2 separate regions of the Homo sapiens genome follow, and region 1 is linked to region 2. Evidence: read pairs that join two places in POLR2A ChIA-PET (ENCODE). Cell type or tissue: A673. All regions are shown on one strand. Each heading gives the region's core, and the rest is flanking DNA. Links, peaks and the distances in the headings are about the cores only.

Region 1 (5,383 bases), core at 185-5,184, 100 kb after region 2:
GAATGTTAAATGCAAGAAGGTTCTCATTGAGAGGCCAAAGGACCTTAATTGATCTGGAATACATTGGCATCTCATGTACCATATACTTAGATGTTTTGGAATTCACTCAAGAAAACCACTGATAGCTATTTTGGATCCACAAATACCAAGTATTTTCTCCTTGCAGGGAACCTCAGTCTGCAGGGTCCCATTTGTTTCATCCTTGCCTGGGAGCAACTAGGCACTGAGTTTTCCCAGGTTGCATTGTGAGAAAACACTAGAATGGACAGGACAAAGGCAGATAGCATAAGGAGACAGGCCCTTAGCAAATAGAGTCCATGCGAATAAGTCTGTGTGGACTCAGAGGACAAATGTAACAAACTCTTACATGGGCCAGCCTTCTCATCTCATGGGTAACTTGTTTCTAGTTACCCCTTGGATTGTGAAATTCATTTATACAAGATTGCCCATCAGTTGCAGTTAGCAAAGAGCACAGACCATTTTCAAACACATTACATATTGGAGCAAGAAGAGGTCTTATCATTCAGTCTTCTTGTTTTACAGACAAGGGAAAGGAAGGCCCAGAGAGGGAGAAGGACCTGCCCAAGGTCACACGGCCAGTTAGTGAGCAATTGAACGTGGAGCTCAGCTTGCCTTTCATTGTGCAACCAACTCATTTTTTCTGTGCTTTCAGTAGCTTTCTGTTTGACTTCATCTAACCACCTTCAGAGCACAATTTATACTCTTCTTCATGATTTCAGTAATTTGTGAAGACAGTATATTTTTCTAAGAAGGCCGAATTTTTCTAAGCTACAACTTTCTGCTGCTTTTATAGAATACTGTCTGTGCAGGGCTGTAATGAGAGTGGTTTATGTTGTCTTCTCAGCTCTGATTACCTCCGCTGAAGTGGGTGGGCTTATGTGGGCACTTACATTCTATAAGAATCTGGTTCTTACTCCATTTCCAATTCCTAAGTGATTTGACCCAGGATAGCTAGTCCATCAGCTGGACAGAAACCAATGGTTCTCTCTAAATACTTCCTACCAAGAGACTCAGGAACCATGGCTGGATGGCAGTGAGCTCTTGAATTAAAATGTTATATGGAGCAATAGCTGTGTGCAAGCTGAAGATAAGCAGTAAGATTTAGGGAAATCTGCATTGAAGATGGACAGGGGAGCAAACCCACAGAAAGAAGCCAAGGCAGGATCATGTGGCCTGGAGTGGGCAAAGGAAAGCACCGCTGTCCTCATGGGGCTCCCCTGCCAATCTTGTGCTATGGGGCCTGGCCGATAGCCTTTCTACTTGAACGAGCTATTTCTTACAACCCACTGATCTTCCCTCAGTGAGCCATAACCTAACAGTAGAGATAAAATATGTCAGGTCATTGAGTACCTGTAGATTCTAATTTGGCAAGTGTGGACAGGGCCTGGATGGCATATTTTAAAAGACCTTACTTCGCAATTCAGCAGACCAGCCAAGATCAAGAGCATCGTCCTGCAGAATAAGGTCCTGGCTCCTTGTAGGTACACATCCCCTTCTGTGCCTTGGCCTTGTCTGCCTCATTTGCCTCACTTTGCCCCAAGTCCTGCCTCAGAATTTATGCTTTTGAGCTTATGCTCAGAGATTTTCTCTAAGCTTCAGGGCTAAGCGGGATGGAATCCCTTCAAGGGCATCCTCCCCTAAGCTACAGAGCTACTCAAGAGGTCATATCTCCCTCTGAGTCCGCAATTCCTTCCCTCCTCATTTACAATCTTTCTCCATTTTATACCCTAGACTTCCCTCGGTCCCAGGGAAAGCACAGGAGGAATTAGGACTTCTCTGGGGCCATCCCAGGTCCTCACCTGCCCCCTGCCCCTGTGCTTCCTTCTACCTCCTCCTGGAATCACCCTCTTTCCTACAGGGAGTACCTCCCTTCCCTCCTCTCCTCCTGTCTCCCTCCCCCAGCCTGAGACATTCAGGCCAGAAGAACATCCTGGCATCTGCTGGGGGTCGGAAGGCTTTGGGGACAGACGTGAGCTGAGGGTGGAGAAGGGGGTCTGGTGTTCCAAGATGTGTCCTTCACATTCATTATTTTAGCTGACTTTTTTTTTTGAGCCTAAGAGAAATGCAAACACCTATCTCAAGAACAGACACTTTACACGGAGCTGTCTAGTACCATATTAAGCTGAAATGAGGAAATATTTTCCCAATTAGCAAGACACCTTCTATTTCCTGAGTCTTGAGTGCCTGTTAATAGATCAGTGTGTGGTTTCCGTCCTACTCACTGGTGGCTTCCTGTAACTTGAAGAAGCTACAGTATTCTTTTTGGTCTCTGAGACACCAGGAAGGGAACCTAACTTATTGGGTTATCCCACTTCTGACACCCCTGCCCCCAATTCCCTTCTTGCTGCTACTTCCCTCTTCTATGCTAGCTGTTCCCTTTGCCTTGAATCTCTTGTCTTTGCACTCCTTTACCATGCTGACTCCTGTCTTTTCTTTTCTGTTTTTTTTTAAGAAGGAGTCTCGCTTGGTCGCTCAGGCTGGAGTGCAGTGGCACAATCTTGGCTCACTGCAACTTCTGCCTCCCAGGTTCAAGCTGATTCTCCTGCCTCAGCCTCCTGAGTACCTGGGGTTACAGCCGCATGCCACCACACCAGGCTGATTTTTGTATTTTTAGTAGAGATGGGGTTTTACCATGTTGGCCAGGCTGGTCTTGAACTGCTGACCTCAGGTGATCCACCCACCTTGGCCTCCCAAAGTTCTGGGATTACAGGCGTGAGCCACCTGGCCTGGCTGACACTTTTCTTGGCGTTAACATGACTCCACATTTTTATTTTTCATACAGGACTCTGTTAGTTATTTAGTAAAGGAGACTCCGGACACCAGAAATAGCACCTCCCTCTGGAAGCTTTCCTTGATTTCCTCTCCTTTCTGTTCTCATAGACTCCATATCTGTCTCCATGTTGCACTGATCAGAGATAAGCACAAGGGCTTGATGATGGCTGAGTAATAGGTTAGTGGAGCCCTATAGCAAAGGGTCTCTTGGCCCCAGGAGTGATAGCATGAGACTACAGCATGACTATAGGTGCCTGAAAGGAGCTGTGGAAAGGGGTGGGTGATGGAGAAGCAGAGGATAATGGACGGGGTGAGAGCAGAGAGGGAGGAGCCACAGCCCACGATGGGGCCAGCCTGGGAAGAGAACTGGCTCTGGACATGCATGCTGGGAGGACCTGGAGCAGAGACACCTTGTAGAGAAGAGCAGATGACAGAGGGTACCTGGCAGATGGATGTCTTTGGTCCTGTAGGCTCGTGACTTTCAAATTTCTTTGAACCATAAATCATAATAAGGAAAACATTGTACTTCACAATCCAGCAAATAAATACACATCTACATGCTGTCTGAAAACAAGTTTCATAAAAAGTACTTAATTTTATTACATGTGAAGCACTGATACGTTCTATTCAATTCTAGTCTCTTTTATTGAAAAAATGCAGGTCAGACCATCTAAATTGATCTTACAACCCCTTAACAGATCAAGTTTGTGCATGTGTGTGTGTTTACCAACATTTTTTTGAAAAAATTAAATTCACAGAAAGATTAAAGAACAGTGAACATCCATATGCCCTTTATCTAGATTCATCACTTGCCACATTTGTACTATGTACATGAATATAATACACACATATATGGACATGTACATATGTGTGTACATGTGTACACACACACAACTGATTCCCATTATTCACGTATAGTTATACTCTAGAGAGTCATAGTGAACACTGAATTAGAGAATATGGAACCATTGTTCCTAAGGGAGATACAGGGCTAGATTGCTAAGAACCTCTGCTGGCATTTTCATTAAGCTTGTTTTGTGTGTGTTTCTGTTTGAAGACACTTTATGTATTATATATTGTTGATTCAGTAACACTGAGCATATGGCCGTTAGTGCTATGACTCATGTCTGAACGAAGCTTCTCTAACACGTGTTTTCTCCATGAGGTTCATCACAGCCCTCTTGCTCATGGGAACACTAGACAGCACTTCAGCCTTGTGCGTGGGGCAATCTTAAGTAGTGAAATCACCAACAAAAATAAAAATGCAAAAAATGTGCCACTAAATAGACCACAGAAAGGACACTTGTTTACAGTGTGAAACAAGAAGACAGAGTGTTGATCAACCTTCCTTGACCTCATCTGAGAATGTTTGTATCGGATGACTCAAAGTTTTCATCACTCTGTATGTCTGCAAGTAACCGTCAAAGCCCTATGAATATTGATTCAGGGGGCTATAATTCTGAAATACATTTTAGCAAGCAGGCAAATCTGCAAATATAGAATGTCAGTGATGAGTATCAGCTGTTTGTATGTGTGAACGTTGCAGACACTATGTCTCTTCCCCCTGAATGCATCTTTTAAGAATAAGGATATTCTCCAACATAACTACATGACCGTTACCCTGCCCAGGATAACTAACCTTCATTCAATAATATCATCTGTTATGCAGTTTATATTCAAACTTCTCCAATGTTCCCCAAGAATTCGAAGAGCTGTTTTTTGGGGGGGGCCTAAATTCAATCAAGGCTCACCCACACATTGCATGTAATTGTCTCTTTAGTCTCCTTTAATCTATACATCTCCTGCCTTTTAAGAAATTAACATTGATATGTTTGAAGAGTCCAAGCCAATGGTCTCTTAGAATGTCCCACATCCTAGATTTATCTGGTTGCTTCCTCATGATTAAATGTTGATGAAACCCTTTGGGCAGGATTACCCCAAAGCGGGTATTGGGTACTGCTTTTGCAGGCCAGGAGAAGGCTCCTATCACTTTGTCCCTCTATTGGTGAGGCTGTTTCATTCCTTCATTAAATTACTGCTGTAGATTGGGTGTGATGGCTCACTCACGCTTGTAATCCCAGCACTTTGGGAGGCCAAGGCAGGAGGATCCCTTGAGCCCAGGAATTCGAGACCAGCCTGGGCAACATAGGGAGACCCCATCTCCATACAAAATTTAAAACATTAGCCAGGCATGATGGCACATACTTGTAGTGCCAGCTAATCAGGAGGCTGAGGCAGGAGGGCTGCTTGAATCCAGGAATTTGAGGCTGCAGTGAGTCATGATTGTGCCCCTGCACTCCAACCTGGGTGACAGAGTGAGACTCTGTCTCAGGAACAAATAAATAAAAATGAAGTGCTGCTCTAGGTGAAGTAGGGTCAGCGCTGTAGAGGTGAGGGCCTGAAGAGTGGAGGAAGAACCAGGGATCATTGTTGTGAATGGGGAAGGAAGTCTTAGGGGCTGAATCCCGGCAGCGGCCTCTCTCCCAGGAGCAGAGGGCCTGCATCTGTCCTGGAGCCCTTCCCTTGTCAAGAGCATGAAGAAACACAGCGTCAATGTCTGGGGGCCTACTTTCAATTTCCAGTGAAATTA
Region 2 (5,383 bases), core at 233-5,232:
TGCCCAGGCTAGAGTGCAGTGGTGCGATCTCGGCTCACTGCAAGCTCCACCTCCCGGGTTCACGGCATTCCCCTGCCTCAGCCTCCCGAGTAGGTGGGACTACAGGCGCTTGCCACCATGCCAGGCTAGTTTTTTTTGTATTTTTAGTGGAGACGGGGTGTCACCGTGTTAGCCTGGATGGTCTCGCTCTCCTGACCTCGTGATCCACCTGCCTTGGCCTCCCAAAGTGCTGGGATTACAGGCATGAGCCACTGTGCCCTGTAGTAGCTAAAGGTTTATAAACGCACCTATCAGTACTCTGTAAAAACGGGCCAATCAGCACTCTGTAAAATGGACAAATCAGTGCTCTGTAAAATGGACCAATCAGCAGATTGTCTGATGATGAGATTTGTCTCATCATTTTTCTTGATTGACATCTGGTAACCACGAAGGGACCCTGAGTGAAGGTAGCCCGGCCTGCAGCAGCTCTCCTGTCTGTGCTTGGTACCAGCTTGGGCATATTATAGCCCAAACCGATAGGATGATTTGCTGAAGTCCAGGACCTCTCTCCTCCAGGGATCCCTGATCTTCCAGTGTTTTTCAATTTGGGGTCTGATGTTTATTTGCTGTTTAAAAAAACTCCTTTTTTGTGAGGAGTTTCCATTCACTTCCATCAAGGAAGGCAAGCCTGTCTGCTTCTGCATTGGCGGAAAGCAGTCTTCAGCTTGGGCCCCATCATTAGGTAAGAAACTGGTTTGGAATTCTGTCTTGCAAATTGTTTTTAAACAAATAAAGTTAGCACTAACAACTAGCTGTTGTTAATTTTTGCTTACACTTGGAGCATTCAGAAATCATGTAATTTGCGTGATCATTGCTAGTTTTGCTTAACTGTTTTGTTGTTTGTTTCTGTCTTGTTGGTTTTTTTTTGTGTGTGTTTTGGTCCTTTCCCTTATCGGATTTGACCAACTCCATACCCTCTAGCTCATGAGTGTGGAATCTTCCACTCTAAAGAAATAAAAGCACCTTGCTTCCTTCAGCCCTTTGGGGCATTCTCCGGCAACTGAGAATCACGTGAGGGTGTCTGGGAGGAATGCTCCCTAAGATGTGCAGCAGCTCTAAGTAGGTTTCCCCCTCAGAAGAACATATTTAGGGTCTAATCTCAGCAAACAGGCACATATAAGGAGCTGACCTTTCCTGCACCTTGAGCCCCTGACATGCTGTGCCAGGTAGCTCTGACACAGGTGGACTGAACCGGTTCTGGGGGTAATGACCCTGAAAAACTAGGTCTGCAAGCAGCACACTTTGTGTCCAACACATGTCCTGACTTGGCCAAATCTGAAGGGGAAATCTAAATTATTGGGAATGAGTCCTCTAAGTTAGCTAAAACCCCAGCAGCTGTGGACCATAGTTCCACCTTTAGAAACTCTGGCCAGGTATATGCAAAATACTTGTGGTGAATTGTCATGTAAATATTTAACCAAGTGGACCACTGTAACTAAAGCAGATTCTAAGTTACAGTGGCCTAAATGGGGATCTTTTGAGATGCACAAATTCGTGTACCTGTGAACCAGGATGGAAAACGCAGGCACAAAAACTAAACAACCAGAATGGGAGAGGTACTTTCAGTGGTACCTGGAGAGTAAAAGGGGAGAAGATCTCCTCATCTCCCTACAGAAGGCCAACAATCAATTTAGAAAAGATAATCAAGAACTCTCTAATTTTTTCTCTCTCTTAAAGAAACCCTGGGAATCCCTTACTTCCCCCTTGGCACCTCTCCCACCTCCACCAACACCCCAACTCTACCCTGATCTCTCTGAATTTCCCCAACCAGATCTGTACCCTCCTTCTCCTGCATGTTCAAATCTACCATCTTCTCCTCCTTGTCTACCACTGGCTCAAACGAAGACAGTAGAGAGTCTAACTTCAAAGACCCTACCTCCTGCTGATTCTCTGGTAGCCCCAGTGGCAGCCTCTCATTGGAAGATGTGGAGGAGAGGGACCTTGCAGGGACATTTCTCATGATCACCCTATTTCGGGAACCCTGGTGATTGTCTACCAACCTAGTCAAAAACTGAATTATGAGGCATAAAGAATTTCCTGGCTGGGCATGGTGGCTCACACCTGTAATTCCAGCACTTTGGGAGGTCAAGGTGGGTGGATCACGAGGTCAGGAGATCAAGACCATCCTGGCTAACACGGCAAAACCCTGTCTCTACTAAAAATACAAAAAATTAGCCGTGTGTGGTGGCATGCACCTGTTATCCCAACTACTCAGGAGGCTGAGGCAGGAGAATCACTTGAACCCGGGAGGTGGAGGTTGCAGTGAACTGAGATTGTGCCACTGCACTCCAGCCTGGGTGACAGAGCGAGACTCTGTCTGAAAAAAAAAAAAAAAAAGAATTTCCTGACCCCCATAAAGATCCAAGTGGGGTTGCATGAGAATTTGAGCTAATTATTAGAACCTATGACCCAGGTCTTTCAGACCTTTATCAGCTAGTCCACATGTTGGTCTCAGAAGCTAAAGCTAAGGAATGGCTGGAAAAATCACAGTGGTCAGACCCTATAGCAGATTTGACCCCTTCAGGCCCAACAGAGCCACAACAACGAGCCCCCCAAAATCCAGAAGACAGGCACAAAGATGCACGGAAATGAGCCACTGCTCTGTTAAATATCATTCCTTCAGTGTTCCAAAGGGTTGTGGATTGGAATAAAATCCAACAATGCTGCCAGAACCCAGTTGAATCAGTTTTAGATTATTTTACACATTTTGATAAAATGTTGAGACAATATTGCAGGATGTCACCTGATTGTTTTGAAAACAATAGAAATGGTACATTATTAAGCAAATTTCTTTCTTTCTTTCTTTCTTTTTTTTTTTGAGATGGAGTCTCAGTCTGTTGCCCAAGCTGGAGTGCAGTGGTGCTATCTTGGCTCACTGCAACCTCCGGCTTCCGGGTTCAAGCAATTCTCCTGTCTCTGCCTCCCAAGTAGCTGGAATTACAGGCATGCACCATCATGCCTGGCTAATTTTTGTATATTTTTTAGGTAGAGACGGGGTTTCACGATGTTGGCCAGGCTGGTCTTGAACTCCTGACCTCAGGTGATCCACCGGCCTCGGCCTCCCAAAGTACTAGGATTACAGTCATGAACCACCACACCCAGCCAAGTGCAAATTTCTTAAATGAACTACATAATGATTTAGCCACCCTTGTAAAATGCCACATGACAAATTGGGCCACGGCCAGAACTAATGAACTAGTTAACTTAGCTGACCAATTATCCCGCACTATGCTAAAAAAGGAAAAACAAAAGATTGCCCGAGTTATGCATTCACAGCTAAAGCAATTAACTTCTCAAACCTCTCAGGCCTGGAAAGACTTTAAGATGCCTCAGTTTGAGGACTCTTCCCACCCAGTCTGTTACTACTGTTAAGAGACCAGGACACCTTAAAAGAGGCTACCTTACATGGAAAGGAAAGAAAAGGCAGGTAAGTGCAACTCAGGAAGACTAGGGGTGCTCCAAGGAAGTTCAGGGGTTTCACCTCTTCAAATAGTCTACCCTGACAAAGAAATTGGGAGAGATTAATATAATAATAAACCATGAGCTTACAACTGCCTTAATTGATACAGGAGCAACTATATCTCTTATAAATCCCACCTTATTTAGAAACCCCATTCCTTGGGGTAATGAAAGAATTAACATGGTGGGTGTGTCTAATAAAACTATCTCATGTTTTAAGTCCAAACCTATACCTTACCATTTTGTTAGGTTCAGCTCCCCCACCACAGGCTCTAAGTGTGACATGCTCAGTCTGTCTTGAGTGTTTCTAATATGCCCTGAGGCCCCTGTCAATCTTTTGGGCCAGGATCTCCTCAACATCCATAATGCCCATATGGCATTATGGCATTATCTTTTTCATCAAAAAGTGAACTCTTTTAAGAACTGGAGCCAGGACACCAAAAATACCAAATTCAAAAATGTCCTGACAATATACCACAATTTAGTACTAGTAATGTTAAAACGTCACCTTGTGACCAGGAAAGTGAAATGGAGACAGAGAAGGAAATATTAGGGGAGAAGAGAAGACATTGGAATAAAGAGCAGGAAACAGTAAAACTCCTTTTGGCTTCCACAATCTTCCTGTTAACCCCAGAAGCAGAACACTTACTCCAGGATGTCCCCTGCCACTTATGGTCTCAGTCACATACAGATATAGAGAAAATATTCTCAGCCACTCCTCTAAAGGTAGAGATAAACCCAAAGAAACCCCTACCCAACCTTAAACAATATCCTCTATGACAAAAAACCATAGATTAAATTGCCCCTATCATATAAGATTATCTGAAAAAGGGGGCTCATTATTCCCTCCACAAGCCCCTGCAACAGCTCTGTTTCCTGTAAACAAAACAAAACAAAAGACAAGTGGGAGAGGATGGAGATTTGTACAGGACTTGAGGGTAATAAAAAATATCATAATACCCAGAGACCCAGTAGTCTCCAACCCCCATACCTATCGGGGGAACCCACCCCCGATAATTCATGTAGGTTCTTTTATATTTTCCCTAAGTGTCAGCTGGTCTGAGAAGTAAAGGGAAAGAGTACAAAAGAGAGAAATTTTAAAGCTGGGTGTCCGGGGGAGACATCACATGTCAGCAGGTTCCATGATGTCCTCTGAGCCATAAAATCAGCAAGTTTTTATTTGTGATTTTCAAAAGGGGAGAGGGTGTAAGAATAGGGTGTGGGTCACAGAGCTCACATGCTTCACAAGGTAATAAAATATCACAAGGCAAACAGAGGCAGGGCGAGATCACAGGACCGGGGTGAAATTAAAATTGCTAATGAAGTTTTGGGCACACATTGTCGTTGATAACATCTTATCAGGAAACAGGGTTTGAGAGCAGACAACCAGTCTGATCAAAATTCATTAGGTGGGAATTTCCTTGTCCTAACAAGCCTGGGAGTGCTACGGGAGACTGGGGCTTATTTCATCCCTTATCTACAATCGTAAAAGACAGCTGTCCCCAAAGCGGCCATTTTAGAGGCCTTCCCTTAGGGATGCATTCTCTTTCTCAGGGATGTTCCTTGCTGAGGAAAAGAATTCAGTGATATTTCTCCTATTTGCTTTTGAAAGAAGAGAAATATGGCTCTGTTCTGCCCAGCCCACAGGCAGCCAGACTTTAAGGTTATCTCCCTTGTTCCCTGAACATTGCTGTTATCCTGTTCTTAAGGTGCCCAGATTTGATATTGTTCAAACACACATGCTCTACAAACAATTTGTGCAGTTAAGGCAATTATCACAGGGTCCTGAGGCGACATACATCCTCCTCAGTTTACAAAGATGACAGGATTAAGAGATTAAAGACAGGCATAGGAAATAATAAGAGTATTGATTGGGGAAGTGATA

The links. Peaks named below come from ENCODE experiments on the same cell type or tissue, not always from the same donor. Only the 100,000 strongest peaks of a DNase experiment are listed, where the experiment ranks them.
Region 1: POLR2A ChIA-PET joins it to region 2 with 6 read pairs; 2 of 35 experiments call an interaction of 5 or more read pairs at or near these places.

The regions. Positions count from the first base shown.
Region 1 is chr11:110,520,402-110,525,784 of GRCh38, forward strand. No RefSeq gene overlaps it. Among named protein-coding and RNA genes, the nearest start is that of FDX1, 93 kb to the left of the region's middle. In A673, for the core only: no CTCF peak of the experiment used is centred there; a DNase peak (open chromatin) is centred at 2,270.
Region 2 is chr11:110,416,877-110,422,259 of GRCh38, forward strand. No RefSeq gene overlaps it. Among named protein-coding and RNA genes, the nearest start is that of FDX1, 10 kb to the right of the region's middle. RefSeq lists a silencer at 4,855-5,055. In A673, for the core only: no CTCF peak of the experiment used is centred there; no DNase peak of the experiment used is centred there.